3 separate regions of the Homo sapiens genome follow, and all the other regions are linked to region 1. Evidence: chromatin loops called from intact Hi-C (ENCODE). Cell type or tissue: IMR-90. All regions are shown on one strand. Region 1 has its middle 47 kb from the start of ZC3H11B. Region 2 overlaps LOC105372926 (a long non-coding RNA gene). Region 3 overlaps RRP15 (ribosomal RNA processing 15 homolog).

The links. Hi-C counts contacts between places; a loop is a spot of excess contacts. Peaks named below come from ENCODE experiments on the same cell type or tissue, not always from the same donor. Only the 100,000 strongest peaks of a DNase experiment are listed, where the experiment ranks them.
Region 2: it touches region 1 in a loop (5-fold over the local background); 43 of 110 quality-filtered maps call a loop at or near these places.
Region 3: it touches region 1 in a loop (8-fold over the local background); 59 of 110 quality-filtered maps call a loop at or near these places.

The regions. Positions count from the first base shown.
Region 1 is chr1:219,656,456-219,664,455 of GRCh38, forward strand. No RefSeq gene overlaps it. Among named protein-coding and RNA genes, the nearest start is that of ZC3H11B, 47 kb to the left of the region's middle. RefSeq lists enhancers at 4,632-4,926, 4,873-4,922 and a silencer at 4,719-4,918. In IMR-90, a CTCF peak has its summit at 4,779 (motif pointing left); DNase peaks (open chromatin) are centred at 3,476 and 4,776; H3K27ac peaks cover 571 bases.
Region 2 is chr1:219,809,609-219,817,608 of GRCh38, forward strand. All of the region lies in intron 2 of LOC105372926 (a long non-coding RNA gene), which reads right to left. Among named protein-coding and RNA genes, the nearest start is that of SLC30A10, 110 kb to the right of the region's middle. In IMR-90, a CTCF peak has its summit at 3,200 (motif pointing left); a DNase peak (open chromatin) is centred at 3,173; H3K27me3 peaks cover 471 bases.
Region 3 is chr1:218,326,879-218,334,878 of GRCh38, forward strand. It overlaps RRP15 (ribosomal RNA processing 15 homolog), which reads left to right. Exons shown (of 5, transcript NM_016052.4): 5 at 4,070-8,000. The coding sequence ends at 4,213. Among named protein-coding and RNA genes, the nearest start is that of TGFB2, 14 kb to the right of the region's middle. In IMR-90, a CTCF peak has its summit at 3,351 (motif pointing right); DNase peaks (open chromatin) are centred at 3,393 and 5,733.

The DNA.
Region 1 (8,000 bases):
CCTCAGCTTTCAGCCCTATTTGAAGGCAATAGGAAAAGCCATCCAGCTACCAATGCTATTGCCTTTGTCTCCGCATTTGGTGATCTGAATAGAAGCCCACTGATTCAGCAAGTTCACATAGCCACAGAGAAAATGCCCTGAAAGGCTGTCATGAAATTGTGTATGTGTTTCCTGCCATGATACTCTTTTCAGTTCATTCTCTTATGTTCTGTTTCTCTCCATAGGTTTGGCTAATTGTAACATCTTCAGTCTGCACTGCATATCTCATAATCGTGTACTTAAATGCAATGTTTAAGTTTAATGTCTGATACCTTATTAACTGAAATACACACAGTAAAAAAAAAAATTGACAATGACTGCACCTTAAATTCTGAGAGGCTTCTGTATACATAGGGCTCCTTGAGTGATAGCCTTCCCTCATATTTCCTCAGTTCATCCCCTCAATATTGGCGTCATCAGAATAAGTGAACATTTGTCACAATACTTAACAAGGAGGTACATGACTTTAAAATTTATTTTTATCAAATTGCTAGGACTAATTGGATCCCATGGTGCTTTGAATTCTTGTGTTCCACCCTGTTTACTGTTTCCTATTTGCATTGCTTCTTAGGAAACTTATGGTTTTAGAATGTAACACGGTGAGAACCTACAAAGCATGCTCTGAATAAGAGACATTTGCCCGAGTTCCTGTGAGTGTTTTTATTTAACTAAAATTTCCTAATACAAAATCATATAAAGTACAAATGCCAGCTTATAACAATTTCACCCACAAACTATATTTAAGCACAGCATAGTTCCCAAATAAAATAAGGCTACAGAAACAGCTTTACTGCCTAGGAAAAAAAAGATGTATGCTTTCAGAATAGTTAACCCACAATAGCACAGCTGACAACTTCAAATAAAGGCCACAATCCTGTGAGCCTGTAACTCAATTTTACATTGGCTTGGTGTAGTGTTTCATGTCATGGGTAGAGTTTCCTTACTGCTTTTAATGGTGGACTTTAGAAGCCTTCTTCCTGCAATTAGTATAATAGAAGATATAAGGGTAGAAACAGAAGACTTTTCCCCTGTTCTCCTAGGCAGTGAAAAAGTTTAAAATTATAAATAGTCCCAAGGTTAAACAGAGGTCACATCACTTTCCACTGACTCCATAATCTTGCTTATGTTTTGAGAGAATTTTCTGCTCAAAAAATAATTCTCTAGACAGATCCAGTCCATTGTCCATGGACAAATACATGGCCCCAGTGGAAATTCTCAACTGCCCAGGTTATACCTGGCATGGCCTGTGCAGCCTTCTCATTCCAGAGGGAGGCAGTGTGCTTTCTGAAGACCATGGTGGTCAGAGCTGGTTCCTCAACAACCTTCTTTCAGTCATCCCCACTTTGCCTCCGGGTTATCAGTGCATTGCTGTTGCTCTCTCTGATTCTAGGCTGGGAACTCTCTGTATAAGGACTGTGCCTCAAGCCTTTTGACTCTTCAGCACCAATGGTTCTTGGCTCATAATAATCCATCACTTAAAAATATTGAATATTTTTAGTATTCAATATTTTGAATATTGGCCAGGCGCAGTGGCTCACACCTGTAATCCCAGCACTGTGGGAGGCTGAGGTGCGCAGATCATTTGAGGTCAGGGGTTCGAGACCAGCTTGGCCAACATGGTGAAACCCCATCTCTACTAAAAATACAAAAATTAGCTGGGCATGATGGCTTGTGCCTTTAGTCCCAGCTACTCGGGAGGCTGAGGCACGAGAATTGCTTGAACCCAGGAGGTGGAGGCTGCAGTGAGCTGAGATCACACCACTGCACTCCAGCCTGAGCGACAGAGCAAGACTCCATTTCAAAAAAAAAAATTTAAATAAATGAGTGAATGTAAATGTTTTTTCCTCATTGCCTTTCTAGATAAGTAACTGGTGAGATAAATTATTTAATCCTTAATTTCTGATGATTTAATAGATGATCTGTTTCATGCCATAGTTACCACCAATGAGTTTAATTTCAAAAACACTGAAAACTTCCTAGTACTCTAAAAAAACATGTTCCAATGTGTTCACCAACGCTTAAAATTCCCATTCCATACTTTATTTCTTAGTGGATAGATTTGTTCCCTACTAATAATGAAATATTCTCAGGAAGAGTAGCATATTAGATTATTATCAAATAGATGTGATGGAAGCAGAATTTAGAAACTGTTCTGAGGAGAGAAGTAGAATGAAAATAGAGAAAGAAGAAAAGAACTGAACCCTTGAAGGCACAAAGGATTATTTTAATGAGTAGTTAGTGTTTCTGTCCCAGTAATTCTGGAAAGCATCAGTCTTAATCAAAAACTAAGTACATTATTTGACAGCTCTTTGGAAATATAGTTGGGAAGAAAAGAGCTTTTTAGAACCTAAATAACAAAAATAGCTTATTTTTGAATGCCTACTTTTGAATATGTTTACGGACTCTACATATATTTTTCTCAGCCTTCAAACAACTCAATGGCAAGAGGTCTCATTTTATAGATGAAGAATCAAAGATTAAACAATGAATGGAAAAACAGGGTTTCTAACCACATCACATACTATTCCACCACCACCATCATCACCACCCTTTCCCGTGAACACGTTCTCCCAAATGCAACAACGCCTATGTAAGCATAAATATGATTCTGTATGGCTCTGATTCAACTAAGCACTTTGCCACACTGCTGCTGGTTCTCACTAAGTAATGTCACAGAACTATATATTGCACTGCCCTAGCACAGAACTGTTTTTCAGAAGTGACTCAAATAGAAAGTGGCATTAGTATTAACATACAAAAACATTCTTTTTTTGAAACTCAGAATGCTGGATCTAAGAAATGGCCACTTTAAGCTTGCACTAAATCTGAGTTTTGATGCTTAGCACATTCATGCTTAACGATCTGAACAATAAGTAGTGTGTCTTCCAACTGGTGCAGCTCATTCCCAGCAGCCTAGATAAAGCTGGTGGTGAGTATCCAGTCATTAGAGCTGGAAATGGACTCAGCACCTAGCATGAGCCAAATTGTGACTTCATGCAGGGCTATTTCTTTTTTCTTTTCTTTTTTTTTTTTTTTTTTGGTTTGTTTGTTTCTGTAGCTGTTCTGTTGCATTAAAGAGGAAAAAATTAATATGAACATTCAGTTCAACAACTGCCTTTGAGCACCTCTTATTGCAAAAGCCCCATGCAAAGTAGACACTGTGGAGATAAATAGATTTTAAAATATGCCCCCAAGGAAACTATGAAATTGCTGGCACAAATATTTAAGGGAAAATGGGCCACACTGACATTCCAGAATAAAACTGGTGAGCATTTCACTTATTAGGTAAAAGAGAAAACTCTTACTCATATTGAAATAATGTTTTGGTCTTCTTCTGAAACATGATATACTTTCCTATATTTGACAAAACTGACTTATCCACTTATGCCTGCTGTTTAGGGAGCCCCTGCTGAGAACTGAGAAGTTTCTGTCCTGAAGTCACCAGCTGAGAGGGCTGTTGCTAAACTCTCCCCACATTCTGTCTCCCAATGGCGTCATAGTCTTTGAACACAATGTAAACACATGCTTAATTTTAAGATTGGCTTATTATCTACATTCAATATCTCTGTTTATCAGAGCCCCTCTTAGTCTCTACATCTGTCTACTTATTCCAAACCTTAGTACAACCTTGCCCATCACTGAGGATGATAAACGTGACACAGATTGTCATTTTCCTTTTTATTCTAATGAGCAATCTGGCTCTCATTAGGGCCAATTAAATTAGAACATCCCCCCCAAAAAAGAATATTTAACGTTTATTCTGAGAACAAAAGAGAAAATGCAAGTGTAATCTGTCAGTTTATCAGGCAATATTTTTAACTTAATATTAAGAAATTGCTGTGAACTCATAAATAAACCATTAGCAAAAAGAAAACTGCTAATTAAGGTATAATCTAATCTGCTCGTCTCCATTTTGATCATAGGGTAAAAGTTCAATAAACTTTTTGATCGATACACCACAGAGATAGAAGTGAAATAGTCAAGACTTTTAATCAGGTAATTCACACTCCAGGAAGAAGAGAGGAAAAAAACACTTTGCCTCAATTCCCTCAAAATTTTGCACTAAAAATCTTGCTTTGGGGTGACTCAACCTCTCACTTATAATTTTACAAACGGCATAACCTGAGCGCTTAGAGACCATTTAGCCCAATTCCCTCATTTTACAAATGAAGAACAGGAATACAAAGACTAAGGGAGGCCCCTGGGGGCAGCGCTGGGCTGAGAACCAGGTGTCCCGACGTCAGCTCCTCCCACCTCACCTCCCTTACAAAAAAAGGGGGTGAGGAGGATACCCCTGTTGCACACAGGAGGTGGGGCGCTGCTTAACTTTTGTTAGCACCATCCGTGGGGGTGCTTGGGAAGTTTCGCTCCCTATGAGCGTGGTGACGTCATGCGAGCCAGGGGTTTTCCTAAAGGCAGCCTATGGCTCTGGCCAACGGGACCAAATCTCGGAGGGCCAAATTGAGGGAGTGTGAAGTGGGGGATGTGGCTGGAGAAGAGAAGGTGATACTAGGCCAGGACAGCTGCAAAATGACTGACAACGAGAATGAGAATATGGGTTCCTCTCTTGAGTCCCCAGAATTTTTTTCAAGTTCTTCAGCTGCATACATTTGGCTCTCTGGCGCCCTTTGTTTTCTGGCTGATGATCCTTTTATTTTTCCTGTCCTACATTTAAAAGAGAAGGAAAGAAGCGGGGAAGTCGGTTCCAACTACTCCTCGCAGCCAGTCCTCGAGCGCCCTCTGCCGTGTACATGGGAGCTCTTTGTCTTAACCTTGCAAGCGCTTACTCCTGGGTGTTGCTTTCCGCTATCAACAGAAGGTTATGGCGACATCTACAGAAGGTTATGGCGACATCTTTGCTTCTGTCTGCTGCTCAGGAAAAGCTTGGAAAATACAAAATTAGGTTGATAAAATTTGTTTCCTGTAGGAGTGTCTCCTAATTCAAGTGGAATGTCGCTCACCAGTGGGCTTAAATAAACCCTTAATCTTAAACATCCACTTTATCATGAAAATGGCACTATTTATTCCACTGGCAATATCTTGTGTCGAAATCTAAACAGTATTTCTTCTCTAATGGGAGTGAGACAGAAAGTCCTGCCAATCAAGCAGGAAAAAGAAGCCTGCATCAGACAGCAGGCCTCTGTTTCAAGGGATAAAAACCCATATTCATTCACCCAGGACTGCCGCAACTTTAAAAAACAATGTCAAAAGGAAAAGAAGGCATTGTTGCAAAAGAAAGTTCTCTGGTGTTTGTTTCATTCTTTTTTCTCTTATTTTCTTCTCTTAAAGAAAAAAATAAAAGCTGGTATAATTCCTGGTTTGCTTAAAGGCTAATGTATATTTACAGAAGCATCCAAGCCATGAATCGCTTTGAATTGAGTCGCTGTTAGATGTACAATAGGCCTACTGTGTTGCAAAGAGTCTGGCCACTCATCATGACCCCCTATTCAGTCGACCGTCCATTAATCTAAACACAGGCTCTCTCAGAGACATCCAGAAGCCCAACAATGGTTTACATTTTTTGGATGCTACCTTCCGGTTACTGTACCTAAGTGGGGAAATGTTGCTGAGAGATATTCCAATTTGACTCCCAAACGGGTTTTAAGCAAGTTACCATCCACTTGCCCTAAGCACAAAAGAACAGGTTTTCTTTTCCTCTGCCAAGTATCAATTTTTATATCAGATAGACGTCAATTATTGCTAAAAAGCTGATACAATAATAATGGAGCAGCACACAGTGGGCAGAGTCCCACTGCAGTGAAATTGGATAAGGATTTGGTTTGATTATGTAACTTTTTAGAGCAGCATAGTTTCTGCTAATAGCATGATAAATAAACAGCATCTATAGAATGTCTGAAGAATGACAATTTTAAAAAGAAAGAAAAAACAAAGGTGACCCTTGAATGTCTCTGACAACTAATCAATTTCTGACTACCTTTTTAGTCCCTTCCCTTTACCTCACCAACAACTGCATGTCACCAAACAAGGTTTCCCAAAGAATCTCCTTCTTTCCCCTGCTGGATCAGGTGAATCATAGAATCCACCATACAACTGACAAAAAGTTTTGTTCTACCATAAAGCAATGTAAAGATTAAATGTAAAGCAATGGCCAGATTTCACTTGGAACTTTCTTCTTGTTCAAATTCACTGTAAAATCCCCTTGGTTTAAAACAATGCAAGGTATACGTCCATACCACCCTGAACGCACCCGATCTCGTCTAAAACAATGCAGGAAGAAAATCACGTATTCTGCCGGAAATTCATTTATTTATCTGTACTATAAGACCATTGACTATTCCCTCACTATTTCCATAGTTTTATTAATGCTACAGAAAGAGAAAGTAACATTTTTCCCCAAGATCCCTTCTCATTTTATGGAGTAGATATTTTGAGGCATTACCTAAGTACTCCCAAGCATCCAAATATCCAAATCTAAAATATCTAAAATATCCCAAATATCTAAACACCTCAGATGGGTAAAAGCCTACCTTTTTTTGGGAGATATTCATAAGAGGAAGAGGGAGAGAGCTCACATCCTTATTTTTAACTCATTGCTGTGTCTAAATATCCCCACTACCAGCATCTAAGCTGAATTCTCCCTAGAAATGCTCAGTGCTGGTTATCAGAAGAGAATATGACATAATGATTAACTAGCACAGTATTGACTGTTTCTACTTATCACCACCATGACAAACTGCAAGATCGAACTTCTACTCCATCCCTCATTTTTGTCCACATGAAATCAGAAACCAATTTGACCCATTTATTCACTGAAATGCTTTAATTAGATGGTCTCAGGTACTCTCCAGAAATTACTTTCACTTTCTAACTTCATCACCCACAACTTTTCGCCAGCCACCACCCCTTTAAAAAGACCTCCAACCCGGGTGCTTATTAAAATAGCAGAAGCCCAAGCTCCACCTAGACCTACTAAATTAGAAACTCTGAGATGGAGGCCCAGGAATCTGCATTTACTAAGCTTCCCCCATCACCAGGTGATTTTGATGCAAATGCATTTATTTTATTGCCGCCATAATTCTGAGGAATCACAGTAGAAGCTAACATTTATTAGACTTCTGTTTTTTGCCAGGCACTGTTTGAAACACTTCATACATGTATTAATTCTTTTAATTATCACAATAACTTTATAAGAGGGTACAGTTTTTACCCTTATTTAGATGTTGATTATCCTTTCTGAGATAAAGGGACATTAGGAAACTTATTCAAGAGCACACAGTTAGTATATGGCAAGAGAAAAGATTCAGATCCAGAGGATGTCATTCCAAGCCTGTCACTAAATCACCAGGTTTTACAATCTCTAAAACAATTATTTGTCCTCTGTCTTCTCTACTAGGCTATGAATTTGTTAAGGGCAGGAATCATAGCTTTTCATCCAGATAGCTGCAGCACTCATCCAAGTGTGTGATGAACTCAAGAAATGTTTATCGAATTGTTTATTAGGTTGGTGCAAAAGTAATTGCAGTTTTGGCCATTAAAAAGAGGTAAAAACCCAGCACTTTGAGAGGCTGAGGCAGGCAGATCACGAGGTCAAGAGATCGAGACCATCCTGGTCAACATGATCGTAGTAGAAACCCCGTCTCTACTAAAAATACAAAAATTAGCTGGGCATGGTGGTGCATGCCCCTAGTCCCAGCTGCTCGGGAGGCTGAGGCAGGAGAATTGTCTGAACCCAGGAGGTGGAGGTTGCAGTGAGCCAAGATTGCACCACTGCACTCCAGCCTGGTGACAGAGCCAGAATTCGTCTCAAAAAAAAAAAAAAAAAAAAAAAAGGTGAAAACCACAATTACTTTTGCACCAACCTATAAAATGTAGAATAAACCAAGATACAATGTTTTTGTCTATGGATAGTATTAGGCTGGTGCAAAAGTAATTGTGGTTTTTGCCATTACCTTTGCACCAACCTAATATCAGTGAGATTTTTAAAAAACCCAAAACCTCAT
Region 2 (8,000 bases), 150 kb after region 1:
AGAAGTTTGCCTGAGATTCAGAGGGCAAAAGTGAAGTAGCAGCCATTATGTTCTGAAGGTGGATGTAGGTACCAGTGGCTGTTGTAGCAAATCTGTGGGATCACCCTGTCAGTGTAAGCCTGCAGCCAAACCTGCAGCTGTACCAGCCGCCACCGCATTTCCTGCTTCAGGTTCTGCATATCAGGTTTGGAGGTGGTAGGGGATGGTCGTAGGTTCCAGATTGTCCTCTCAGTTGTGTTTGTTCTTTGTCTTCTGTGCTATTTCATGCCCAGCTTATTATTCCCCAGCTGCCAGCTCTGCAGAGGTACAGCAACTTCAGGTTCGCCATCAGACCAGACAAAAGGATAACAGTCTTCCTTAGACTTCTTCACCAGCTCCCACAGTTGCATGAGATCGAATAATAAACCCCCTATTCCATGTCACTCATACTGGATCTCTATTTCTGATTGAACGTTGATACAGAAAAATACCCTTTTAAATATTCTTTAATTTAGCCTTTCTGAAACATGAGTAATGCATGAACTCATTTAAAAAAAAAAAACCTTGTAATTTCCTAGTGTTTACTTAAATTATTATTATCATGACCTTACCTAAACAGGTACATATATTAATCAAAACATGTAACTATAAATGAAAATAAACTTTATAAATAAAATTCACATCAGTTACACTAATTTAATGTTCCTGATAATGTCATTGTGCTGAAATGAAGTCATGAATGAATCCGCAGTACAGGTTCTTTTGCTATCCCAAGCCTGTAGCACTGGGCACTATGTGGTGTCTGAATACTCCAGGTCCTTTTCTATGTTTGAATTACTGCAAAGCCTTCTCTCACACAGCTTTCTGGGATGTCATTTGGCTCACTTGGTGCAAACACATCACGCAGTTATCAACTGAAACTCTAGGCTCCCTAGTAAATATTAAAAAGTTAACTTTACCAGAGCCCAGGTCTTCTTGTTCAATCCCTCCCTCTCCCTCACATTGCTCTCTGGAGACCCCACCCTGTCCAGGCGTAGCTGGATTCCTCATCCTGGCAGCTAAGTCTATCTTTCCCAAGAGAACAAGGCATTCAGCCTCCTACGCACAAGAGTTGCTGGCCAAGAGAAAGCCGATTCGTTATTGGAGATGAGAGAGCAACACACCCAACCCTGCCATATGTTGGAAAATCCAATAAAAGAGTAAATAATATCTTTCCTGATTCTTTGTAATAATCAGAATAACCAATGGCCACCATCACTGTGTAACTTCCAGTTATCTGGAAATTGCAGCCTGCAAGAGCTAGCCCTGGTAAGCTCCACATTCACACTAAGAAGCCTGCGATAGGTGTGAAAACCTCAGCACATCTACTGGGTCCCCTTTCCTGCCTGGAAAGCCACAGGGCATCTAAAGGCATGTCAGCCATACAAGGCACTGTGAGGCTGCTCTGAAGTTGTATTTAACCTCCATGCACCTCTGCAATCATACTGTCCTAGCAGAGACATTTGCAAAGCCTCAGACACACAATACATTTGTGATAATGGCCATTTCCAAAGGCTGGCTTACTTGTTGCATTTCTATATGTGGAATGTGATTAAAACTTGTGCTTAAATCTCATTCTTTTCTTCCTTTGTTTCCCTTGGCTCAAATGATCATCAGCGAAGCAGTAAAGCAGTTTATGGGACTCCGCCACCTCCCAAGATAAAATTATAAATCAGAGCTAATTTGTTCAGATGCATTAATGGATGATTGACTCATAATGAGTTAGAATGTGGGAAGGGCAGCATCAGACCTTGGTGACACACCAAGCCACCCTGGTTGGTTCTATTCTCACGCCCAAGGGAGGACACTACAGGACTGGGGCTCCCAAAGCTGCGTTGTTAGATCCTCCAACCAAATAAGAATGATTGTTTCCCTGAAAAATCTGCTGCCATTCTTGGGATGTTCAGGCACCTCCTGTAAGGCTCATCCTCACTGTGGAAAGTTATTGAATGTGGTGAAGTCAATTACAAAAAAGAAGGATGATCACAGTCAATAACAGCTGACATGTCCCTCATGTGCCAGGCATTACCCTTGATCTTTAGCCAACTGTCTCCTATTTCGTATTCATTTTTCAAATAAACAGCTGGGGCTTAGGAAGGTGAGGCACCTTGCCTGCCCTCCTAGGTAGGTAAGTGAGGAAGCTGGCTCACTCTAACCCCAAAGCCCCACTCTTGACCACTAACTGCACCATTCTTCACTGAGCACAGTGAGTTTGCACAGTTCCACGCTTCTCTGGCATTTTTGAATCCTATGAGAACTTTAAATCCCTTTCACCTGCTCATTTCTAATTAAATGAAAAACAAGCCTCCTTGTGTATATATTTTTATATTTCTTTGGAAACATCTTTTTTACATTTACAGCCAAGAGTGGTCTGAGCCCCAGTATGTGCCAAATGAGATATGTCTTCTCTTCCCTTTGTACATCATGCTAACATTTGCTTATTTCAGTAAGTGCAATGACTAATCATGTGGCTCTTATGCTTACTCTTTCATACTGGGAGTTTTAGCCAAAATATTATTTAACCTGTAATCCTGAGAGCAGGGACCACATCCTCCCTAATGCCTATCTTGATTCTTGGAACAAAAACCTGTATAAACGAATAAAGGAAGGGAGGGAGCAAAAAAGAAGGGAGAGAAATGCTTAGAATTCCACAGTTCCTTGAACGCCAGGTATAAAGATACACAGTAGCTGCCCTGCAAGAGCTCTAGTCAAATGAGGGAAGCAGACTTGGAAACAAATAATAAGAACACAACCAGAGAAAGACTATCAGGTCAGTGCAGAGTAGTATGAGAGCAAGGATGAGGGGATCTGGAAGGTTTCTCAGCGGAGTGACATTTGGCATTGAAGAAAGCGTGGCATTAGGCGTTGGAACCAACCCCTGGGAAAAGTTGGAAGGAAGACAGGCAGGTGCTTGATGGGCAATACCCATTTCTACAGAGGAGAAAAAGATTCAGAGAGGTCAGCCGACTAGCCAAAGATTGCAGCTTATAAATCTTGGACCTAGCAGTCTGCTGCTCTCCTCTGGATGGTCTGACTAGCAAGCTGGTCACTTAATACATGCCCCTCTATTGTTCTTGAGAGTTGCCAGGTTTTGCAGATCATCTGATGATTTGGCCTCTAGGTGAACAAAGAGGAGTTTGTTTCCGTGGCGGGTCCTCTTCTCATTCTTTAGACTCTCTTGCCCTCTTGTGGTTATGCAGAGCTACAGCCACCTGAGCTGTCTTCATACATCAGAGAGAAAACATCTAATAATGAGTGCTGGATTGCAGCCCGATCCCTTCCCAGTTCCAAAACAACACAAAACAACTCTTGAGCCAAGAATCTTTTAAAAATATTTATCAAAGAATACACTCATGGTTTTAAATGATCATGCATATTTTAAACAGCAAAAGGTCCAAATGGAGGTAGGAGGAAGTAAGAGGAGGAGGCATGAGTATATCAAATTCTATTTTTATACACAGAGGTAGTGCATGCAGGTTTAGAAAGCCCAACTCAAAATTAGTAGAATGTCAATAAATGTAAAAACTAAGGCACAGAGTGGTAGGGAAAGGATTGCCTTAGACAAAGCTACCATTTTAAGTTCTGGACCCCAGTTGAATTGTCCACCTGGCGAGAGTTTTGCAGGGTGGAAACAATGCCTTCAGCCAGTTATGAAATAAGCAAAAGTCTGTTCCCTGAGAGGAGACATCTGCATGAAACCTACAGGCATGTGGGAACCAGATCTTAACCTTGGTTTCAATGCAAGTATTTGAGAAATTACTGCAAACAGCAGTAACTACCAGTTTTGTCTTTTATTATTCAGCTTTCTTGTTAACTTCAGAGAAGTGCAAATGTGAAATGGACATCGCCCCATCCCAGCAGAGGAAAACATAACATACAGCTAACAGAGACAAAGACTTTCTATTGCCAGGAACAATGGCCAACACTCATCACTCTTGGTAAAGACAGTAGGAAACTGGGATTCAAACACACAGTGAAGAATTTCAGTTAGATGCAAGGAAGAAATTTCCACAGGGACTGTGAGTGATAATGTGGTATGTTGCAAAGAAAACTGAACTTAAAATATAGAACACTGGATTTTAGTTCCTGCTCTGCCACAAACCAGCCATGTGACCTTGTGAGAGGCATTTTACTATTCTGGGTCTCAGTCCCCTCAACTGCTAAAAGAGTATCATAATAAATCTCTAATTTTCCATTCAACCCTAAATGTTTATAAGCCAAAGGTTCTATGATGCTTCCCTTTGGAGGCTGTCAAAGAAAGAGAGAATATTTCAAGCTATTTCCATTTGTTTGGACACAGATGTGGTTGGAACCAGGAGAATAACTTAAATGGCTTCTTCAGATAGCCTTCTCTTCCAAAGTGTAGGGAATTTGGGGATGCTTGCCAAAATACATTGTTAGCCTAATTAATTGATTTTAACACCTCAATGTTTTAAACCTTAATGATCATCTTCCAGAAAATAGAGCAAAAATTCAAAGCAATGGAAAGGGGAAAAAACACATAAGAAAATCTAAGGTACAACCCAAGGAGTTTAGTATCCATAGATAAATTCAGAGAGAACACAGAAAACAGATGACTAGAATCATCGGCTAAATAATTCACCAAAAGAGAAAAAATAAGTCCCAAACTGGAAGGCACAAATTTCTGATGGAAAGTATACATTTTCATCAAGTGCTCACCCAGCACAATAGAAGAAGATGGAAAGAGACACAAAATAAGGTATATCATTGTGAAATTTAAAAAAAAAAAAAGGAAATTCCCAGAAAAATATTCTTGGGAGACCACAAGCTGATAGCTCTGAAGCAGACACAGAGAGCAACCAGTTCAAACTGAAACAGGTCGAAAGAGATCTAAATGAGACTTCTTCAGCAAAGTACATGTAATAGAACACATTAGGTACTCCAACAGACTGAAAGAAGATTTTGACAATTGATAAAAATGGTTGAGGTCGAATTGGTAATATGTAAATAGAAACTGAAGCAAACCGATAATTAAGACAAGTTTATGAAGTCTAGAAAAAAACAAAATGTTGTGCAAGAAAGAAAAAGTACTTGCCACCATTACAGCCCAGTCCCTCTGTTTTGCATTTATTTTGTAACCATTGCATTGAGGAATTGGAATTTCATATCAGTGGGAAACAAACAAAATTTTTTAATCGCTGTTTTCATTCACACTCTGTCAAATCTTCCTTCCCCACTCAATAGTAAATCCTTTAACACCTCGAACAAGTGTCATAACTTTTCAGTTATTAAAATTCAGTTCCATCCTGTTAATAACTCTGGACTCATATTTGATTCAAAACTTTTCCTCTCCCTCATTGCAAATCAGACCTATGGCTTGAGGGACTTGGAGAGTGAAGGATGACACTCTTTCATTACCGCACCACCTCTGTGCTCAGGACTGGATTCTTTGGTGATGGAAACAAGGAAGTGAGATACGGGAGATTGGTGAAGAGCAAACAGCTCCTTACTTAACTGGAGTCATTGCAGTTCTCTCTCTGGCCAACCCTGACTGGCCATTAAGGCTGGGCACGTGGGGAGGAATCCAAAGCTGACTCTTTTGTGAGGCTCATGAATATGTTGACTGGAGAGCACTGAAGGGGCCTTCTGACTACATGTTTTGTTGACATGGCAAATGCTACTCTTGCCTCACCTCTTCTATCCTCCCATATCCTGTCATTCATGCTGCATCTCCCATAGCCCTTTGCTGATGGGGTCCCCTTATCCTGTGTGTAGCTCTCTCAAGTGGAGTAGCATCAAAAGGGCTCAAGCCCAGCCATCTCTGCAGGTTCCACTCTATCCACTAGAGACTCACAGACCCCTGCCAGACTAACTGGTGGCTGTGCTGATTGTGGTACTCTTTCTGCAGCCCTGTAGTCTTCCTCCAATTCTCTTCCCTTTCTCTGGTACTCAGGGGCAGATCAGCAAGTCTGATGCCTAAGGAATGAGATGCCAGTGACCCTGCCTTGCACAGACACACCCAATCTCTACACAGGATTGTGGGGAACCCCTTCACTTGATGATGGGGAAGGAGATCAACCCCTGTGCTACCCGAAGGGAGAGTGGCAATCACCTCTTATCATGAATACGGCACTCCTCACAAGGCTAGTGACTCAAAACATTCCCTGTGTCTCCCATTCATTCTCAAGACTTCTTATGTAAGGGACCATCATTCCCCTTCCCACCCCTTCATCCTGTGTTTGGAGGGTGGCAGGTGCTAATAGGGAAGTTCTACCTCCTCCTTGTAAGCCCTGGAGGGAGATATCTGGCTCCTATTTGCCTCTTGTTAAAAAATAGGATTACTTGAGCATCTTCCTTTCAGGTTGGGATTTTAGTTACAATTCTGGGGCAACATGCTTTTACATCTGTTCTAATATCTGTCTCCCTGATTAAACTGTGAGCTCCCCGAAGATCACATCTTGTGATCTCATGCGAAGGCCATATCTCATTTCTCAACGTATCCCAGCCCCTAGCATAGCACCAGGCATATAACAGATTCTCAGTAAGTACAGAGTAAATGAAGTGGGAATGAAAGAATAATTCATAGGTGGATGGATGGAAAGATAGATAGATAGATGGATAGATAGATAGATAGATAGATAGATAGATAGATAGATAGATGATAGAACCTCTTTCCTACTTCCATTGACACTGACAAATAAGAAACTACTACTGGTCTTGTGTGTTAATATCAGCCTCAGACAGCAAGGGCACAACATTGACTGTCATTTAGGAACTCCCAAGAATTGATTGTTTCAAGCTCTCTTTCTGTCCTCTTGCACTCCTTTTCATCCTCATCCTCTTGGGTTTCATTAAAGAAACAATGTTATTTATTCTATATTAAGAAGAAAAAAACACTCTTTTTTATCTGAAATATCTGAATAAGAAAAATTTTAAATATCTCTGATATCACAGATATCATTTAGAATTAAGTCTTTTTAAAAAAAATGTCCACTATTCACATTTAAATATGAGAGGATGGTATAAAATGACCCTTCAACAAATAACTGCCAGAATTCTATCTTACAAATGTTTCCTATATGGAAGGAGGCAAAACAAAATCCTGGTTTTCCAATTGCTGAGACTTTTCATTTATTTCTTCTTAATGATTCACCCTTTCAATAACATACTCCATCATGATTTCTGAGTACCTGAGCCATGAAGGACCAGAAATCAAGAAACGTGGGAGGTACCACTGACTCTTTTACCAGTCTCCTGTAAGTGTAGGCAAGTAATTCCATTTGATTTCCTCATCTGTGAAATGAGGAAGTTGAACCTCATGAATCTTAAGATGCCTCTAAAATTCCTTAATTTTAAGATTCATCCAGTAACTGTAGGTACTTAAAACCCATGGAAAATCTCATGACTGTAAGAGCTCTTCTTTAAAGAGAAAATGATTTCTGAACCATGTTTAGCAGACCGACTAATGGCCCTCCAAAAATACCCATGCCCTACTCCCTGGATCCTGTGAATATGTTCCATTACATAGCAAAAGAAACTTTGTAGGTTGCTGACCTTATGCTAGGGAGACTATCCTGAGTCATCTAGGGGGTCCAATCTAATTAATTACATAAGCCCTTAAAAGCAGAGTAATTTCTCCAGTGGGAATGAGAGAGAGGTTGGCAGAAGGAGAAGTTAGATTCGAGAGGTAAGAGAGACTCAATTAGTCGCGGGAGGGAGCACCACGGGAAGCATGAGGAGGAATGGAGCAGCCTCTAGGAGAAAAGCCTGATTCCCGGTGGGCAGCCAGCAAGGAAATGGGAACCTCTGTTCTACAACTGCAGGGAACTGAATCAGGTCATCAACCTGAAGGAGCTGGGAAGTGGATTCATCCTGAGACTTCAGAAAGGAAAGCAGCCCTGCCAAAATGTTGATTTCAGTCTTGTGAGACTCAGAGCAGAAGGACCACTAAGCCGTGATGTGCCCGGACTTCTGACCCATGGAAACGATAAGATAATCAATTTGTGTTGTTTTAAGCATCT
Region 3 (8,000 bases), 1.3 Mb before region 1:
AAAGCATACCTTTCACCCCAGTGCTTTTTATTTTGGTTCTTCCACTTCAACCCTTAACTTCCAGAAGTCCCTGATACATACTGCCAGTTTCTGTTTCTTTTGCAGATTCTGCAGTGTAAATAGGGTTGGTTTTGTCAGTGTGATAGTTGCAGTCTTAGGATTTAACTTTCCTGGTGTCTTCTGGTCCATCTCCTTCACCTTCAAAATTGTGTTGATATTGTCTTTTCTGATCTTGACCTTCTGAGTTATGTCTTTAAAACAACAAATCACTTTTCTGTAGTTTTATTGAATATAGCAGTTGAGCAAGACTAGTTGTTTATGTTCAAACTGCCACTTTAGCATGGGCCCTCTGCCTTTTTTCTTTCTACGTGTGTCTTTAGCAAATGTAGGGATTAGAATTTAAAGAGTCATTCTGCTGCCTTTAAAACAAGGTTTTCTTTATTTTTTTGAGACAGAGTCTTACTCCGTCGCTCAGGCTGGAGTGCAGTGGTGTGATCTCGGCTCACTGCAACCTCCTCCTCCTAAGTGATTCTCCCTCCTTAGCTTCCCCAGTAGCTGGGATTATAAGCCTGTGCTATCATGCGTAGGCTATTTTTTGTATTTTTAATAGAAGCGGGGTTTCACCATGTTGGCCAGGCTGGTCTGAAACTCCTGACCTCAAGTGATCTGCCCGCCTCAGCCTCCCAAACTCCTGGGATTACAGGTGTGAGCCACCACGCCTGGCCTTAAACAAGGTTTTCTTGAGCTGCCATCTTGACAGATGCCATCTAACATACCTGTTTTTAAAATGTGTTAACAACACTTGTTTTTATAAATTTTCTATTGTGTCTTTTTTTTCCAAATTGTTGCTTCACAGTGTAAAAATGCTACTGTAATGATTAGCTTGAATGATGTCCATACTTAAGGCATACAGTGCTGAATTTTACATTAGATTTACAAAATCGAATATTAGATTTTCTAAAATCTTTCCCTCTCAGCCATAAAGTGTACTTGGTCTTATAGCAGTGAACAAAAACCATCACTAAGAAAAAATGTTTGTTTATGTAAAGCAAATAAATAATTATCTTTAACATGCACCGGAATCACTGACTGGCTTATAAAAACAGATTGCTAGGCCCCATGCCTGGAGTTTCTGATTTAACAGGCCTCGAGATTTTGAATTGCTAATAACATATTTTCAAGTTATGCAGATAATGCTGCTGGTGTAAAGATCACACTTTAAGAATCACTGATACAGACTATATTGATCCTTGAAACCAAGAAACAAAAACATCACCAAAATCCCCCTGTAAAGCTCTTCCTGTTATTCTTTACGTTGGACAATTGAGTAAAACGTTGTACTTAGTCTGTTGTTGCTCTTCTTGCCTAAAATACATGTTTACAGCAATCATCTTTCAAGACAAGCATGCAATATAGTTGGTGTCACCATTTTAATTAGTGAATTCCTTCCTTTGGTCTACTATTGTTCCTTTCTTTCTGAAATACACGTTTAAAGTTTTGTGGGCTGGGCACGGTGGCTCACGCCTGTAATCTCAGCACTTTGGGAGGCCAAGGCGGGCAGATCATGAAGTCAGGAGATTGAGACCATCCTGGCTAACATGGTGAAACCCCATCTCTACTAAAAATACAAAAAGATAAGCCAGGCATGGTGGCAGGTGCCTATAGTCCCAGCTACTCGGGAGGCTGAGGCAGGAGAATGGCGTGAACCCGGGAGGCGGAGCTTGCAGTGAGCCGAGATTGCGCCACTGCACTCCAGCCTGGGCGACAGAGCGAGACTCCGTCTCAAAAAAAAAAAAAATTTTTTTTTCCATGTTCCCTTTTCTTCTTCGTTCTTCTGTTGCCTGCGGGTTTTCTGATGCTACCTAGGAGAGGAGTAGAGGAGTAGCTCAGTCCAACTAGAGGTTGGTTGTCAGGGTGAGCTCTCTTGTAGAAACACTCTGTGTTGAGTCAGTCACATGGGATCAGTGTGCTCTTTCGGTAACGTGTTGATGGCATATTGGGTGTACTTGCCTAACATAGAGGCTTCACACTGAGATTGTACTTGTTCATATGTAAACTCAAATATCAAAGGCAGGATAGGTCTTTGCTAGTCAGCAATTTTGATATGGCTATACACTTTTCCGAATTTAATTGAAAGCTTTGAATTCTTACTTTGACAGGAGAGGTGTTATAATTGTTGGTTCTAAGTGGATTTTTGTTCACTGTGAACATCAGTTTTTTATTTAAAGAAAACCTGGGTTGGCTGGGTGTGGTGGCTCTTGCCTATAATCCCAGCACTTTGGGAAGCCAAGGCAGGTGGATTGCTTGAGCCCAGGAGCTCGAAACCAGCCTGGACCACATGGCAAAACCCTGTCTCTACAAAAAAAAAAAAAAAAAAAAAAAAAAAAAAAAATTAGCCAGGCATGATGGTGTGCACCTGTAGTCCCAGCTACTCTGGAGGCTGAGGTGGGAGGATCACTTGAGCCTGGGAGGTCGAGGCTTCTGTGAGCCATGATAACGCCACTGCACTCCAGCCTGGGTGACAGAGTGAAAATCAGGGAAAATGGCCTTTTATCCAGCTAGCTAACAATCTAATAGAAGTAGAATTTCAGTTTTAAGAGTAGGTTTGATATTGTAGAAATAAATGAAAAGTTGTTAATATACTCCAGTTATCTTCCTACGTTATTGTTCTCCTATCAGTGTGACGTGAGAAGCATTGGAACTGTTTTATGTTGGTTTTTAAATAGCACAGATGTTTTTTATTTATTTCTGTATGTTGGGTAAATTATAGTAAAAAGTGTGCTGATGTTTGATATACGAAGTCAGTTCTGAAATCTTTGCTTACATTTATATCCCATTCAGTCTTCAAGTTATATTTAAGCACAAGCTCTGCTTGATATTTTGACCTCAAGAAGACAAGAGTGAGCCAATAGGACAGTTTTCCTATTTGCTTGTAATAGTGGTCAATTTTTTTTTTTTTAAATGGAATGAATGTTTCAGGGCTATCTTTTTTTAAATAAAGGGAAGCTATAGCAGTTAGGTAAGTAATCTCTTGTAACCCAGCAAATATCTTTAATATATATTATATTTTAAACTGTTTTTATGTAGTTAATGACAGCATAATGATAACACTGTTTTCTAACCAAATGTCATGGGTTCTTGTACCTTAGGTTTTTACAAAATTTTGTATTTCTGTGATTGACATAAATAGATATGCATAGACTGTTAGCCCCCTGAAAACAGGAACTTCGTTTTGTTCATCACTATGTTTCTAACATAGTGCTTGATACACAGCTAATTCTCAATAAATATTTGTGGAAGGAATGAAAAATTTTGAGTGCTGCATCTATTGTATTACTTAATTGATACCACAAGGTGGTACTGTTGTACCATGAAATGAAAGGCTGTAATTAGTACCACATAAATCCTGTGACTAAATGAAACGAATTGACTACCTATTATGTTTATTGCCTGCTTCATTTATTTATAATTTCAACATACGATTAGTCTTTGATTACATGATTGGGTCAGGCAGTGAGCTCATAACCTAAATAAAGAACATTTGGTTCAAATTTTTATAAAAACATTAAGTGAGATGGCATCTTAAAAAACCTAGCATAGTACCAATGTAGTTTCTTTTTCCCACTTTTAATTTACTTTGGGTTAAATGCCTTTGTTAAATTGTCAGTTGCGGTGAAATAATTTGCCCAAAATTTTCTAGTAAATTATCACTGAAGGTTAAATAGTATTGTAAGTCTGTTTTTTGTTGTCAGAAGTGCTTAAAAAATTAATACCAAACCTAGATTTATATTTTTTCCCTCACTTCAAAAAAATTTTTTTATTTTGCTTTCATGTTTCTTTTATGGAGTCCATACAATATTTTATTAATGTTTAGTTCTTTATTATACATTTGTACATATATAATCATAGTATAATCATAGTGTATAAAGTAAGTCGATTTATAATTTCTCTTGGTTTTACCCCTATTTTAAAAACTAAGCATTGAAAAGTTTGTTTTGTAGCTTGTACCTTTTTGTTTCCTTATGATGGAATTGACTTTTGAATATTTTGATTCTATAATTTTCCTTAGACTGAAGTGAAATCAGAAGAAGGCCCAGGTTGGACGATCCTACGTGATGATTTCATGATGGGAGCATCTATGAAAGACTGGGACAAGGAAAGTGATGGGCCAGATGACAGCAGACCAGAATCTGCAAGTGACTCTGATACATAAAGCATCATAGGAAATACAATTGCAGTCGTTTTATTTTTTCTAGAAAAATATGTCATCCTCTGATAGTTGGGGAATTATAAGGATACCATTTGTAAGAAAGCCAAAAGACTTTTGCCAGATTTCATATTTCCCCTTTTCATGTACACTTTATATATACTTCATTAAAATTATATTTTAAACCCTTGTATAATTTTAAGCATTGTTCCTCAGAACATTTGTAAAAGGATATATTTCTGCTTGACCAGCGAGATGTGCATTTTGCCAGGATCATATTGGTCATGTCTATTGGTGTATTATTTCAGTATCACCAATGTTTTCAGAAATACAGTACTAATTCATCATTAAACTCTTTGAAGTTAATATTTTTCTGCCTTCTAACTTATAGACTCAACTATGTATCTGTAGTTTTTGGGAATGGTTGGTGTTTTTTGCTTTGTGTTGGGAAGTTATTGAGAAAACCTATATAATAAAATTTAAAATTATAGTTTTTCAGATTTTGGGTCGTGATTTTAGTTTTAGGTAATCTGGAAGATATGATTTAAGAAACAACAGATTTCAACTTTTTTTTTTTTTTTTTTTTTTTTTTTTTTTTTTTTTTTGAGACGGAGTCTTGCTCTGTGGCCCCGGATGGAATGCAGTGGCGTGATCTCGGCTCACTGCAAGCACCGCCTCCCAGGTTCACGCCATTCTCCCACCTCAACCTCTCAAGTAGCTGGGACTACAGGTGCCTGCCACCACGCCCAGCTAATTTTTTGTTTTTGTATTTTTAGTAGAGACGGGGTTTCACCATGTTAGCCAGGATGGTCTCAATCTCCTGACCTCGTGATCCACCCGCCTCGGCCTCCCAAAGTGCTGGGATTACAGGCGTGAGCCACTGCGCCCGGCCCAGATTTCAACTTTTATTTTATTTCCTTTCATTTATTAAATAATATAAATAATGACAGATTTATTTTAGGTGTTAGCCTATTTTTGCATGAGAGATTTACAGAGGTGGAAATTCTCATGCTTAACTTATGCAATGAGACAATTTCTCAGGAAGCAAGTTTGACATGCTTTAGTCTCTCTCTTCTTTTTTTTCCTCCCAAATATTTGAGTTAGCTTAAATTCTTTTTTATGGACTGCCCAACCAGTGAATTGATGCACTTAGACAACAAGTAATCTGCAGCAGAATATTGCATCCAATTTGAGACTTGATTCCATATTATTGCCTTAAAGGCTATTAAATTGGGTGACTTTTAGTATCCAGCTGTTAAAAAGAGGAAAGACTGTTTAATATCATTCCAAAATTTTTGTGAAATGTGGCCCAAGATCTAAAGTTTTTAAGGGAATTATTTTTAATAAATATGATCTGTCCCTTTTTGAAAAGGATCCATCCCTTTTCATAATAAAAATAATTCCCTCCTACCACCCAGTTGCACATACTTGCATCTGTTATGTATTGAAGGATAATCCCCCCCAAAAAAACTATCCAAGAGCAGAGATGTTTATATTTTGAAACCCATTTGAGTGTTACAGTATTATATGACTAAAGCTGAATCAGTCTGTGGCCTGGTATTTGTTATCATAAAGGAAGATGTACACCTAAGGTATCAAGTGGTTAAAACAGCAAAGTACAAGATGCATTTTTGTATTTATTCTAACTTTTGAACATTAGTGTCTTTCAGTATAAATAAATGTGAACAAATATACCTCAGTAGTAATACAGGAGAACTAAATATCCTGCTATAACTTAATACAGATACATATTTCAATATGACTTAACAAACACACAATTTTGAAAAAAAAAAAAAAAAAGTGCAGCAACTTAAACACATTTTTCTCCCCAGAACTAAGATTACACTTAATTTAATTTAATGTGTTTCTGCGTTATACTAGAGTTTTGCAGGAATTTTTCTGAATAGTACATTCACATGATAGATACGGATAAATACCTTATTTACTAAAATGTTTTGAAACATATTTTATAGTCCCTCATTTGATTTGAAAAAATTTGACAAGATCTTCACATTGAAAGTAAGGACGAGAATATTTGCAGATTTCCTTCGTTCCAAAATTATTTTATTCCAAAGAAAAATTGAGTTGCCACTATCAGGAAAAAAAAAATGTATCACTTCTGTTAGAAGGCTATGAAGTATATATAAATTATATGACAATTTTTATCATATAGATTTGATATCTTCTATGTATTCGTATTTTTGCATCTTGGGTATTAAGCAAAATACCATATGTATAAATATGAAACCAGGAATGTGCATATTTTAGAAACTAATTGTGTATCTTAAGTGAATGTTTTGAGTAGTTCTGTCACCCCTATTCTAAATATTTTACCTACAACATTTAAATTATTCTGATATCAATCAGATAAATAATCCGAGTGTATTTCATCTTTCTACATTGTCTTTGTGGTTTTTGTTTGTTTGTTTTTGAGACGGTCTCACACTGTCACCCAGGCTGGAGTGCAGTGGTGCAATCTCAGCTCACTGCAACCTCCACCTCCCAGGTTCCAGCTATCCTCCCACCTCAGCCTCCCAAGTAGCTAGGACTACAGGTGTGCACCACCATGCCCAGCTAATTTTTTGTCTTTTTGATGTAGATGGGGTTACCCCATGTTGCCCAGGCTGGTTGTGAACTCCTGAGCTCAAGGGATCCCCCCGCCTCTTGCCTCCCAAAGTGCTTGGATTACAGGTGTGAGCCACCATACCACCTGTCTTTGAATTTTTTAACGAGGGGAAAGAAAACTGCAATTCCTGCCTCCCCATTTATTTAAACATAACACCTAGGATTTTATTTTTGGTAACTACTTAGAATAATATAGTAGGTTACTTATCTTCGGTTAGAAAGAACTATGGAAAATAGGAACCAATAATTTGGAAGTATTATTTCCTTATTTCATATATAGAAATAATTATCTTATTTCCTTATTTCATATATAGAATATTCTAGATACTTGGATGGCTGGGGTTGATGTTCTTAGTATTTATCATAGTTTAGCATTGGTTGTTATTTTTAAGCATCAGAATTTGAAAGCCAATGATAATACCTGATTAGGACTGAAAATAGAATTATCTTAGTAGTTTAGCACTTTTTATAATGGAGTTGGAGCACTGAATTTATTTTCAAATTACCTAGAATTCTGCATTGCTCAAACATTATTCAATTGATTGCAAAATATACCTTGGAAACCCTTTGGATAGAACAGTTCAGAGGGTTACCACTAGTACTTAGAGCCTAAAGTCACTCAGTAGGAGGTTCTCAAAGGTCTATTTGAAGGCAATCCAATTTCTTTAAAATAAAATATTTTTTGCCTTTTAAAACAGATGGGTGAAGAAAGGGACGTATAAATTCTGGGAAACCTCTTATGTTTTCCTCCCATTTCCTTCTATGTCTCCATTAATGTGCTAACTTGAAGGAATTTAACTTCAAGGAAAGTTGACTGATGAAGTTTATGTAGAGCTGTGAATATTATAATTTGTCAATACTTTATTGATAATGTTAACTTTGTTTTTATTTGGAAACATTTTTTCCAGTTGACCAAAGCAGAATTCATTCTGTTCTTCCCTCAAATTCATCTATTAGGATCAATGTGATTGACATTTATCTCCACTCTGCATGTCACTGATATGGTATAGACGCTATAAGCCCTGTAGATATTATGGGTATGAAGACTATTTGAGGTGAATTGGCAGTGAGAGCAAATTTTGGAAACAGGAGAGAGAACTACTTCGTGCCTATAAAAAGCTCTCTCACTCCTTCCCCAAGAAAACAGGAGTCTGAATTTTGGCCAGCT